Linked DNA regions of Homo sapiens: region 2 is linked to region 1. Evidence: chromatin contacts called from ENCODE Hi-C or POLR2A ChIA-PET data. All regions are on one chromosome and are shown on one strand. The core of a region is the stretch at or near the end of the contact, and the rest is flanking DNA. Distances in the headings are between cores, read along the strand shown. Region 1 overlaps TULP4 (TUB like protein 4). Region 2 overlaps TULP4 (TUB like protein 4).

What was found. Hi-C counts contacts between places; a loop is a spot of excess contacts on that map. ChIA-PET counts read pairs that join two places held with the same protein, here RNA polymerase II (POLR2A).
Region 2: a map of endothelial cell of umbilical vein shows a loop between it and region 1 (2.1-fold over the local background). The contact joins two enhancer-like sites. A Hi-C loop is called at or near these places in 1 of 168 maps with a recorded cell type or tissue (endothelial cell of umbilical vein). POLR2A ChIA-PET finds 5 or more read pairs at or near these places in 4 of 52 experiments (H1, HEK293T, IMR-90 and 1 more).

Annotation. Positions count from the first base shown.
Region 1 is chr6:158,406,867-158,412,700 of GRCh38, forward strand. All of the region lies in intron 1 of TULP4 (TUB like protein 4), which reads left to right. Among named protein-coding and RNA genes, the nearest start is that of SNORA116, 87 kb to the left of the region's middle. RefSeq lists an enhancer at 5,035-5,834. Within about 2 kb of position 1,355, at least 10 of the 41 ENCODE cell types and tissues checked have a DNase peak (open chromatin) inside an H3K27ac peak, as active enhancers do; they include endothelial cell of umbilical vein, where a contact is called at or near this core.
Region 2 is chr6:158,479,877-158,486,254 of GRCh38, forward strand. It overlaps TULP4 (TUB like protein 4), which reads left to right. Exons shown (of 14, transcript NM_020245.5): 7 at 1-99; 8 at 1,179-1,413. Among named protein-coding and RNA genes, the nearest start is that of TMEM181, 77 kb to the right of the region's middle. Within about 2 kb of position 2,140, at least 4 of the 41 ENCODE cell types and tissues checked have a DNase peak (open chromatin) inside an H3K27ac peak, as active enhancers do; they include endothelial cell of umbilical vein, where a contact is called at or near this core.

The DNA of each region.
Region 1 (5,834 bases), core at 105-2,604:
CTGGTACATGTCCTAAGGAAGCTGGGACTAGAAGGTCACCCCCCAGCACATGCAGGTTCAGAACTGGTTAGAGGCACGGCGGTCCCCAGATTCCAGGGCTTTGACCACAGATCTGTTTTCTGAGTTCCTGTATTATCTCTAGGCCATTTCATTCACAGATTCTTGCCAACCAACTGAGATTAACTGAATTGTGTTTGAATGAGAACTGGATTTGTGAACATTCAAATGACAGAAATAAATTTGGCTATCTGAAAGTAAAATCTAAAGTTTTCTTCACATGTAGTTAGTGTTTCAGAGGGCTTAAGAGAAACTCAGTAATAGTAAAGACTACCCAACTAAAAATGGGCAAAGAATCTGAATAGACATTTCTCAAAAAACACACAAATGGCCACCAAGCACATGAGAAGATGCTCCGCATCATTAACCATCAGGGAAACACAAATCAAACTGCTGCACACTCACCAGGGTGGCTGTCATTTTTTAGAAGACAGGCAATAGCAAGTATTAGAATTTGGAGAAACTGGGAACCTCAGCCATTGCTAGTGGGGATGTAAGTTGGTGCATCATTTTGGAAACCAGTCCTGTAGTTCCTCAAAAAGTTGAACATAGAATTATCATTTGACCCAGCAACTCCACTCCTAGGTATAGACCCAAGAAAAATGAAACATGTTTATACAAAAAAAAAACTTGCACACAAAAGTTCATAGCAGTATTCATAATAGCTAAAAGTTGATGAACAGATCAACAAAATGTGGTCTCTCAATACAATGGAATGTTACTGGGCTATATTTAAAAGGTAAACACTGATACATGGTACAACATGGATAAACCCTGAAAACATGCTAAGAGAAGGAAGCCGGTCACAAAAGAGAACATATCGTATGATTCCTTTTATATGAAATGTCCAGAGTAGGCAAATCTGTAACAACAGAGAATTGGTTGCTTAGGGCTGGAGGGAAATATTGTGGGGTTGGTTGGTGGTAGCTAAAAAGTACAGGGCTTTGAGGGTTGAGGTAGATGTTCTAAAACATATTGTAAAGGTTGTACAACTCTGTGAATATACTAATAACCATTGCATTGTACACTGACAATGGGTGAATTACATATGTGAATTTTGTCCCAATAAAGCTGTTATCCAACCCCTTATCATTTGAATCAGTTTTAACATCTTACTCTTGAGAGAGAGAGAGGGAACAGATAACGGTTAATCATCTTTCAAGAATAGTTTAATAGAACAAAAGCTACAAAGTTCTCAGTCTGGTGTGGAACATTTGTGTGACGGAGCGCAGTGTACCGTATGGGCCGGGACTGTGCAGAAGGTGCTGCACGCAGAGCAAGCGGGAGTGCTTGGAACTTCAGGGAAGGCTTTACTCACCAGGCGGCAAGGGGCAGAAGGGTGTTCCTGGCCAAGGGTGGCACGAAGCATGTGGTGATGTTGCTTTTTAAGTTACAGAGTTGGGTAAGGGGTGCAAGTGGTGGGAGACAGGTCTGGAAAGGGAGATTACCTTTCAAAACATTTATCTTTTATTAAAGAGGAAACTGTATATGTAAATACTGTGCTGAAGCAGTCTTTATCTTCTGGAGTTTTGAGTTTGTGAATTAATAACACAGAGCTCTCATTTGCTGAATGTTTGCGGTGTGCCTGGCCCCGGTCTGAGGTCCTTTCTTAAGATACTCCTCACAACTCCGTGAGGGGTGTGCTACCATGGCTTGCGTCAAGCAGACGAGGAAAGGGGCAGCAAGAGGGTCCTGGTGGCCACAGCTGTGCAGCTGGTGAGTGAATGACGAGGCCCGGAGTCAGAGCCAGGCAGCCAGACTCCAGAGCCCGCCTTCCTCACCACTGACCTCCCGGTGACATCTCTGGGGGCAGCAGTCTGCAGAACCATTGTTCTAGTTGAATTTCTTCCAGCCTCCTTTTCAGGGTGCTTTTGGTTCGTTAAAATGACCACATGTGTCTACAATTAAATTGGCAATCACTTTGTTTTTCTTGCACAATTGTAGTTGTTGCTGGTTCACTTAATAAATTGCAGAATAAGAAGAACAGAGTGGTGATAATCACAGGGATTTCTTCCTTGAGCTGTGTGTATTTAGTGTTCATTCAAATTACATTTGTTTTAGGTTGAGAGAAATCCTTCTGAATAGTGATGACATTGGTTGTTCCCTGAGATGGCTTCTTGTGTAAATCTATCAACACCCTTTGGAGGGCTCCTGACTCAGAAGATGAACGTCCTTGGGATGGGCAAAGTGATGCTTGTTTTGCCTTCCCTAAAAGTAGTTCTAGGTGTAAGAAGTGATGTGACTGACTTAGGGCCTTAGATTATGGCCCAAATGTAGGCTTTCTGCAGTTCTGCCCTATGTTTTTTTGTGTAGATTTTCCTGCCTTTAATAACTTCACTGATAATAGTAACACTCTAAAATGAGAGAACATGTCTTATATTGGAGAGGGTAATAGGTTGGTATCTTTTTGAACCATCAAAGGCCTAGGTCAAAACTAACCCTTTCCTCTGACTTCTTAGTCAAAGAACATACACTTTAGCTAATACCCCAAGACAGAAGTTCTTTGGTGCTGAGAGTCAACGAGAGTCACATTCTCCTTGAAAAGGGAAGGGAAGCTCTATACCTGGATAACTGCGCAGATCCATGGCCCCATAGCACAAAATTCGGGCAACTGAGAACCCAGCTGGCCCCCAGCTGGTAATTCCTCAACATTCTGGTGTGTCCTAACATTGCCAAATAGGCTGGAAGGATTTAGAGAACAGGAAGTAAGCTACTGGGAGATAAGGCTGCAGCTGTGAATTATAGACAGGGGAGGAAATGAGAATAACAGCATTAGCAGTTTGGCTTTATTTTTAAACCAAAAATCACTGGAAAGATTTCTGTCTCTAATTTAAGGGTGTTACTCACCTTTTCGTTTATACTAGTTGGAACTCTTAGCAAAGTATGTAAATGGGACTATGTTTCCATGTACTGCTGCATCTCAACTGATTAAGAATCTTTTTTTTTTTTAGAGGTGGAGTCTTGCTCTGTCGCCCAGGCTGGAGTGCAGTGGCATGATCTCGGCTCACTGCAAGCTCCGCCTCCCGGGTTGATGCCATTCTCCTGCCTCAGCCTCCCGAGTAGCTGGGACTACAGGTGCCCGCCACCACGCCCAGCTAGTTTTTGTATTTTTAGTAGAGACGGGGTTTCACCGTGTTAGCCAGGATGATCTCAATCTCCTGACCTCGTCATCTGCCCTCCTCTGCCTCCCAAAGTGCTGGGATTACAGGCGTGAGCCACCGCACCTGGCCACTGATTAAGAATTTCTAAAAGATGAAATTGAGTCTGTGAACATTTCGTTTATCCAACAATGGCAACTGTGTTGTCATAAGACCAAAAAATCTTCAATTTCACATTAGAAATCATTTAAAAATATGTTTTGCCTCCACTCTTTTGTGTTTGTGTCATGCTGTGACTGTGCAGCCTTTTTCATGGAGAGGTTTGTTTTTGATGGATATTAAAGGCAAAAATGTAAATGTGGCTAGCCTCTCTCCTCTGGAGTATGACATCTTGTCATCAAGTATTATTTTACAGAGAGAGTCATAGTGGATGAGTATTCATTGGTATTACATTTAAATAAGGAAATAATTTAAAAACTGATCAGTCATGAACATCGTGTTCTTAATTTGTCATGTTCTATTCCACAGTGGCCATTCTGAAGTACATGAGTGACTATGGGCTTAAATAACTAATGTGTTAGGGACCAAATTGTAGCCACATGCACATTTGTGGATTCTAGTGCTTGGGTCAAATCATTGGCAGATCTGAAAGATGTCTGTGAAGTGGGCTTTTATTTACCATTTGGAAATCCTAAATTTTATGACATGTTCAATGTCATTTAAGGACTTTTGTTGATGTTGGTCTAACTTAAAAAAAAATCAGTAATTCTAATACAGGATTTTTTAAACTAAGCTAAAAAAATGAATCTGGGTTTGTTGCCCTGCTCCCCACATGAGTTGAGCCCCCTCCTTTGTCTGTGTACAAAGGACTGTATTAATGTCTGTTTAGGAAACTGAACTCCAGGGAGACAAGATGTCCTAATCGCGGTCCTTGGCACCTAACAATGTCTGGTTTATCATAGGCAGGCAGGCAGTATATGCTGTTGTTCAAATGCCTTTGGGAATTGAAAGTAAACTACTTGAGGGAGCTGCGGTGGCTCCAGCCGGTTGTCCTGGCGTACAAGGAGGCGAGGCTATGCGGTCGAGGCCAACTTAGGTAAAAGTGAAAAAAAAAAAAAAAAAAAGTAAACTACTTGAAATAGTTTCCAATACCTTCTATATAGTTCAAAGATATAAGTTAACAAGGATTACAACTTCTAATGATATATTATTGTTTGCACAATATATTCATAATTGCTGTGTGTCAGTATTCAAAGGTGAACATGCCTCTGTCCTTTTCCTCAAGCAGCACAGACCTGTGGGGGGTGGGTGGTGTTCACAAGCTGATAGTTCTGTAAGCACTGCATCCACAGAGCTATGACTAGAGCAAGGAAGAGGGTCTCAACAGAGAGGATTCCGCTAGATGGGGCCACCTGGGAGTTCTCAGTGTCCACATCCATGCAAGGTGAGCCATCAACTGGATTCAGTTTTTCTAGTGATCACCAGGTCTCAAAAGATTGCAACCTCACAGCTGCCTCTGATTTTTGCAGTTTTAAAAAAGAGCTATGATATTCTTCACACTTTAAGTGGGTAATAATTTCTCTTGAAAAATTTGATTTTATTATACATTTTACAACAAGTGCAGATAACACCAAGTGTGGCCAACCAAGGCTGCTCAAGGCACACTAAATCAGGTGATTCCTGGGGGTTCCTCCTAGCCCTCTGGTGCCCTAGACACAAGTTTAAAGACCTAAAATCAGGTGTGTCCATGGCATCGCTTTGAGAAGTCCCGGGGTTTATGTGTTGGTCTGAAAGCAGAAATTGTACTTTGGACAGAGGGTGTGAGGAGGGTCCTGGGCACTGTGGAAGTCTTTAACTATCAGTCCTTTTTATTTTCAGATATAAATTAGAATTTGGAAACCATTAACACCAGTGCCACATGTTCACAACTATTATAATTAGCTATTAGGCACAAAATGCTGGGAGTAGACAAGGGTTCAAATCTTCTTTTATTCATAGCAAGAGTACTCTTGCCTGGTTAGTAATAGCTCTTATTTTATTGATATATGTCAGTATCTAGCTGCATGTCTGGAGGTTCTGACTTCCCAGCTGGAACTTACCTGAGAACAACAGGTGTGTTTCATAGCCACCAACTCAGTATTAGTCACATAGCATGAATGTAAAAAATGTGTGCTGAATGTGTCAGACTGAATTAATTCATGATTACCAGGATGGGCCAATCAGGAACAGCCTCAGGGAACATTCTCCAGGGTGAGCCCTGCCGTGTTGGTTTGGTGGCTCATGGTGTCCGGGGACCATTCCATAACCCTCAGTCCCTCGCTACTTTTACTGGGCCCTGTGAGGCTTCCCTCAGACTCCTCCGGCACTCACCTATTCTCAAAAGCCACCTAGCCGAGTTGCTACCTTTTTAGATAAGTGATCAGAATTTTTCAAATTAAAAAACAAAGTTCTTATACTCAGAAAATTTGAAGCTTATAATTTCTTGTTATTTCCTCTGTGATAAATCGTAAACAACTTAGATTTTTCAAGTATGTATTTTTTTTTCCAAATTAACCACATTTAGATGATTTAGATGCTAAACTATTCAGAAATAAGTTAGATACGGAAAATTTTGCTTCTGGAGGAAAATGAACCTAAATAGTACTCACCCTTTCCTCTTTCCATACTAAATAAATAATA
Region 2 (6,378 bases), core at 890-3,389, 74 kb after region 1:
ATCGCCAGCACCTTGCGTGAGGACAAGGACGTCAGCAAGCTGACTCTGCCCCCCCGCCTCTGCTCCTACCTCTCCACTGCCTTCATCCCCACCATCAAGGTAAAGCCCTCCACCCCTCCCTCTTCCTCCTCCCTCACCTGTGCTGGCTCCCCACAGAGCCAGGGCAGAGACAGGTGAGGGTACCAGAGTGAGCACATGGGGCCATGTGCAGCTGTGCAGGATCCTGTCATGTGCTGCCAGGTCTGCAGTCTGTCGAAGCATCATGGTCCATGTCCATGAGAGATTTGCCCTGTGTGGTGGCTGTTATCTTTCTCATGGCAAAGCTGGTATTCCTGGACTTCTGTGTCCCTCTGATGATCAAAGGAGTGACCATTATTCAGCATTTCCTATATACTAAGCATTGCACCAGTTAATTTTTAGAAATCTGTCTTGTTCAGTCCTGACTTCCTGACAGATGCCATTATTCGCATTTAAGGAAGCAGGAAACAAGTTAGGAGAAGTTAAGTAACTTGCTCCCTAGCTGGTTAGGGGGACAGTCAGGATTAGACCCACCCCAGTTCTAGGGCCTGCTCTCAGCACTGCTGAGGAGGGCCACTCCAGCCAGCACTCAGCGTCAGCCACCTTTTATACCAGTGGGAACTCTAGAAGGTAGCATGTAGAATGCATCTGCCAGTTGCTGTTCAAGTGTGGGTCCCCCTAACCTTGGGTTTTCCCAAGTGGTTCTCTTTTATATTCTGTCTCTCTTCTTCTGAGTAGCAGACCCATTTGTTGGTTACTTTTTTCCTGAAACATCAAAGTTTTAGAATCTGTTGGGTTGTTTTTTTTTCCTAAGTTGCCTTACACTATTGATTCTACACGAGCAGATCTCAACACCGGTGTATTATATAGCATTGGAAAATACAGGTGCCCAAGGCTGCCCCTGTGGATCCTGATTTCATTGTCTGATGTGGGATCCTGGTTTAGATATGCTTCGAAAGCTTGCAGGAGATTCTCACATGCTCCTACCATTGCAAACCACTGTTCTACACCACATAGTTACCCTCTTCCCCAGGCCCCCAGCCTGTGCTCTGTCTGGAACAGTAGCGTTTTTAGTTGACCTGCCCCCGTGCCCACTCTCTTTCCCTCTCTCTCTGCCTCTCTGGAGTCCCAGCTCTTCATTTTCTTCCTGTATCCTCCAGCCCCCAATTCCAGATCCGAACAACATGAGAGACTTTGTCAGCTACCCATCAGCCGGCAACGAGCGGCTGCACTGCACCATGAAGCGCACAGAGGACGACCCGGAGGTGGGCGGCCCGTGCTACACGCTCTACCTGGAGTACCTGGGCGGGCTTGTGCCCATCCTCAAAGGGCGGCGCATCAGCAAGCTGCGGCCAGAGTTCGTCATCATGGACCCGCGGACAGATAGCAAACCAGGTGGGCCCCTCACCCGAGGGACTGGGACCTTGTTCTCCTGTGGTCATGGGCTGTTAACGCCTTACACCCCATGCAAAGAGAATGTCTGCTAATGAAACGTGAGCCTGTGGGGGCTAGTGTGGAACATCCTTGAAGCTACGACATTTCCAGAATCCCATTGAAATGAACAGTTCTCTAAATGTACTTTTTGACAGGTTTTTAATCATATTCCATGGGCAGTGGATAGCTGGGCGGTGGATAGATGAACCAGGCAAGGGGAAGTTGGCGCAGTCCTCCTGGGAGTGAGGGTTTCCTCTTCACAGTTACCGAGTATTCATCGAGTGCCTTCATGTAATATTGAGACAACTTGAAAATAATAACAAGATACAGTCCCTACCCTCCCAGAGTGGATGATAAAATTGAAATCAAACCTTCAGCCTCCTACCCCTCCCTAGTCTACTGTTAACTGCTTTTTACCTGATTGCTAATGACAATGTTTTGCTCATCCATAAAGATGTTGGTATGAGTCACCCTTTTCTTCTAAAAACCTTTCCCTGCAGTGATTTTCATTGCTCAGTTAATGTATTCAAGATGCTCCCTGCACATCTCTCTGGGATCCTAGATTGTAAGCTTCAGAGGGAAGGGACTTTGTTCTTTTTTTGTGCCACTTGGTACTAGGCTAGTGTCCGTGCACCCATCAGTCACTGCCAGCTCAGTCTGCCACCTCCCTCTGAAACTTTGCCCATCACCTATGGCAGAACGAACAGCACGCTTAGTCATTGTGCTCCAGACGCTGCCCCGCTGAATCCTGTGGGCCTGGGGGGAGAGAACTGAGTCATCTTTGTGCCCTCAGTGGATTTGGATTTGTTTTCATTAGTTCATGCTTCCTCTCGCCACTTCCTCGCTCCAGTTTACTCTCCTGCCCATTAGTCTGGTCCCTGCCTCTCATTACGACCTGGAGCTAGCATGACCTGTGGCCTGACCAGTCACCCCAAGTCACAGTGTGGTGGGCTTGCTCACTCTCAACTTGTACTCAGCGCTGTACACAGGTGCCCCACCTCTGCCTGCCAGCCTTCATTTGTTCAGCATCGGCAGTGACACTCTACTACCCCTGCAAAACAGCAATACCACTTGTCAATATTAGATATTAGTCCGTTTTTTCTGTCTTTTGACTCGTGACAAGCTAGTACCAGGAACAAAGAAAGCAACTAGCAGAATTGGGGCTGGTAGGGAGGCAGACTGAAAGGAGGGAGAGGACAGATTCAGGAGGAAGGAAGGCACAGTGGGAAAAGCAGGAGAGAGAGAAGCGCATGTTCACGTGGGAGGGAAACATGGTTTCAGGGAAAAGGAGAAGGGCCACCAATGGTTAGAGATGACTGGGGTGGGGGCCGTGGGACAGGCCCTGAGCCCAGGTTTGCAGCAGATGTTCTCACTGATGTCAGTACCTCTAAGGTTACTCCCCTGGGTACAATTTTATAAAATCTGTATTGAGATTAAATGTTGGCGATAACTTAGGTGAAGAGCTTATTTCCTCATGTGTGCATAAATTCTTCACTGAAGAAGACGGACCGGAGGCTGTGCTGTGGAGTACCCAAGGACTGGGCTTGCTTGAATCTGACCCGACTACGCCAAATGCCTGCTCTTCCTTCCGGTTCATGTTTATCAGCTCGTATCAAACACAGACCCACTCATTTGCGCACAATCCTTTCAGGGAATAAGATGTTGTATTTTTATAATTAAAAGAATTAAAAGCTATAAAACAAAGCACATTGACAGATATTTAGTCAGTGCCTACCTTGTGTGGGGTACTTGAGTCTCCTGCTATTATTAAGTAATACCAGGTCATCTCTGCTTTTAAGGAGTTTCTAAACCCTTTTGGGTGATAAGACAATGTAAGCACTTGAAAAGTTTAATTAAAAAGTCAAGATTTAAATACCTGATGACAAAAATAGAGGATATGTCACAAGGCACAATATAACTAATTGCACCTGAATGGCATATATAAACTATTTCAGAGGTGGAAAAGAGTCCCTGACATTGAGAAAACAGGAATTTCTTTTTTCTTTTTATTGGGGGGATGGAGGGACAGGGTCTTGCTCTGATGCCCAGGCTGCAGTGCAGTGGTGCCATTACAGCTCACTACAGCCTTGACCTCCCAGGTTCAAGCGATCCTCCCACCTCAGCCTCCTGGGCAGCTGGGGCTACAGGTGTGCACCACACTTGCTAATTTTTGTATTTTTTGTAGAGACAGGGTTTTACCATGTTGCCCAGGCTGATAAACTCCTGGGTTCCAGTAGTCCTCCGCCTTGGCCTCCCAAAGTGCTAGGAACCACCATGCCTGTCCCCAAATTTCTTATCATTAAAAGCTGATTAACTCATTGAGGCCGCCATATCATTGTTTCTCAAAATGTGTTCCATGCACCACCACCCCCATGCAAATCACCTGGGATGCTTATTTAAATACACGTTCCTAGGCTTACCCTTAGATTACGATTCATTAGGGCTGGGGTGGGGCCTACAAACATGCGACTTAATGGGTTTCCCAGGTGGTTTTTATGCACTAAAGTTTGTGATCCACTGTCAAGTGACTTGGCAGATATGTTCCTCAAAATCACCAGTGTGTATTTTTATACCAGATACCATGAGTCCCAGTAGTTTTTTTTTTTTTCAGACAGGGTCTCACGGTGTCTCCCAGGCTGGAGTGCAGTAGTACAATCATGGCTCATTGCAGCCTTGAACTCCTAGGCTCAAGCAACCCTCCCACTTCAGCCTCCAAGTAGCTAGGATCGCAGGTGTGCACCACCACACCTGGCTAATTTTTTAATTTTTTTTTTATTTTTGTGGAGGTGGGGGCTCCATGTGTTGCCCAGGCTGGTCTCACCTCCTGGATTCAAGATCCTCCAGCACTGGCCTCCCATAGTGCTGGGATCATAGGTGTGAGCCACCATGCCCAGCTGCTTCCCTCCACCACCCCCACCCATTGTTTTTTAAAAGGAGGCAGGGTCTTACTCTGTCACCCAGACTGGAGTGCAGTGGTATGATCATAGTGCACTTTTTTTTTTTGTAGAGACAGGGTCTCACCGTGTTTCCCAGGCTGGTCTTAAACTTCTGATCTCAAGAAATCCTCCTGCCTCGGTCGCCAAAGTGCTGGGATTTACAGACATGCTATTGCACCTGGCCCACACATTTTCTAAAGGAATCTTTAGCCAGAGCTTGCTATAGACTGACTTGTGTTGCCCTAAAATTCATATATTGAAGTCCAGACCCCTAGTGTGAAGGTAGGACATTTAGGGGAGATTAAGGTAAAAGGAGTTCATATAGGTGGATCCTGATCTGATTTAGTTACTGGCCTTAAAGAAAAGAAGGAGAAAGAGATCTCTCACCACGCACGTGCACCAAGGAGAGGACATATGAGGACACAGCGAAAAGACAGCTGTCTGCAAGCCGGGGGCAAAGCCTTCACCAGGAAGCAGGCGTTGTCACCCTAACCTTGAGACTGCTCAGCCTCCATAATCGAATGGACCAGTTATTTAGCGCGTGCGCCTGTGTGTGTGCACGCACGCTTGTGCGTACACACGTGCTCTTGCATACACACACGCATAATACTGGTTTTGTTTTTCTGGAGAACCCTGACTAATACAGATTTTGGATCCAGGAAATGGGTATTGCTGTAACAAATCTCTAAACATGTGGAAGAAGCTTTGGAACTGGGTAATGGATATAGGCTAGAAGAGTTTTGAGGTGGATGCTAGAAATACGGATGTTAAGGGCAATTCTGGTGAGGTCTTAGTTGGAAATGAGGAACATACTGAAAACTGGATGAAAGGTGATCCTATAAAGCAGCAAAGGATTTGAGTAAACTGTGTTTACTGTTTCATGGAAGGTAGAACTTGCAAGTGATTAAACTGGATATGTAACTGAAGAGATTTGTAAGCAAAGTGTTGAAGGAGCAGTTTGGTTCCTCCTGATGGCTTATAGTAAAATGCAAAAGGAGAAAGATGAATGGAAGAAGGAATTGTTAAGATAAAAGATGAAGATTTAGATTTAGAAAATATTTAGACTATTCATATTGCAAAAAATAAGTATTAAGTACATTTTGAAGAAAATACCAAAGTTATGGCTGGACTCTCATTTGATAAAGCGCTTATGAAATTATATGAGCAGAGACACTGCCAGTTTGAACTGTAGTGGATGGAAACAGGATGAAAGGAAGGAGAGAGGCTGTTGGACTTCTTAGCTTTGACCAGCTGGGATGATGGAGCTGTTTGGCCACTAACATGCACTATTCTTCAAGAAGAAAGAAAAATAACCTTGAAAGTGATTCAGAGATCATTAGGTCCACCTCCTCAGTTTCAGCAGGCCAGATGGCCTTTGCACAGAGCCTTGTGGGCAGAGCCATGGGGGCAGGATCCCTGCCAGAGTTAGGAGGGTGATGCTGACACCCCAGTAGGCCTGGAGGACAGGATATCAAACCAAAGAAGACTCCACTCAAGCCTCAAAATTCAATGGAATTTTCTTTGCGAGATTTGGGATTTGCTTGGAACCTGTCACCACTTTCGTACTTCCAGTGTCTCCTTTTTGGAATGGGAATGTCTATTCTATGCCTGTCCCACAATTGTATTTTGGAAGCACATAACTTCTCTAGTTTCACAGGTTCACAGCTGGAGAGCAGTTTTGCTTCAGGATGAATTGTACCTCAGGTCCCATCCATACTGGATTTAGGTGACAATTTAAATGAGATTCTGGACTTTAGAGTTGATATTGAAATAAGTTAAGACTTTGGGGGTTTTGGGAATAGAATGAATATATTTTGCATGGGAGAAGAACATGAATCTGAGAGTGGCCAGGAGTCCTGTGGACTGAATTGTGCCCCCACGTCACCCCCAAAATTCATATTGGGAAGTCCTGACTCCCAATGTGACTGTATTTGGAGTTAGGACTTACAGGGGGGAGTTAAAATTAAATGAGATCTTAAGGGAGGTCCTA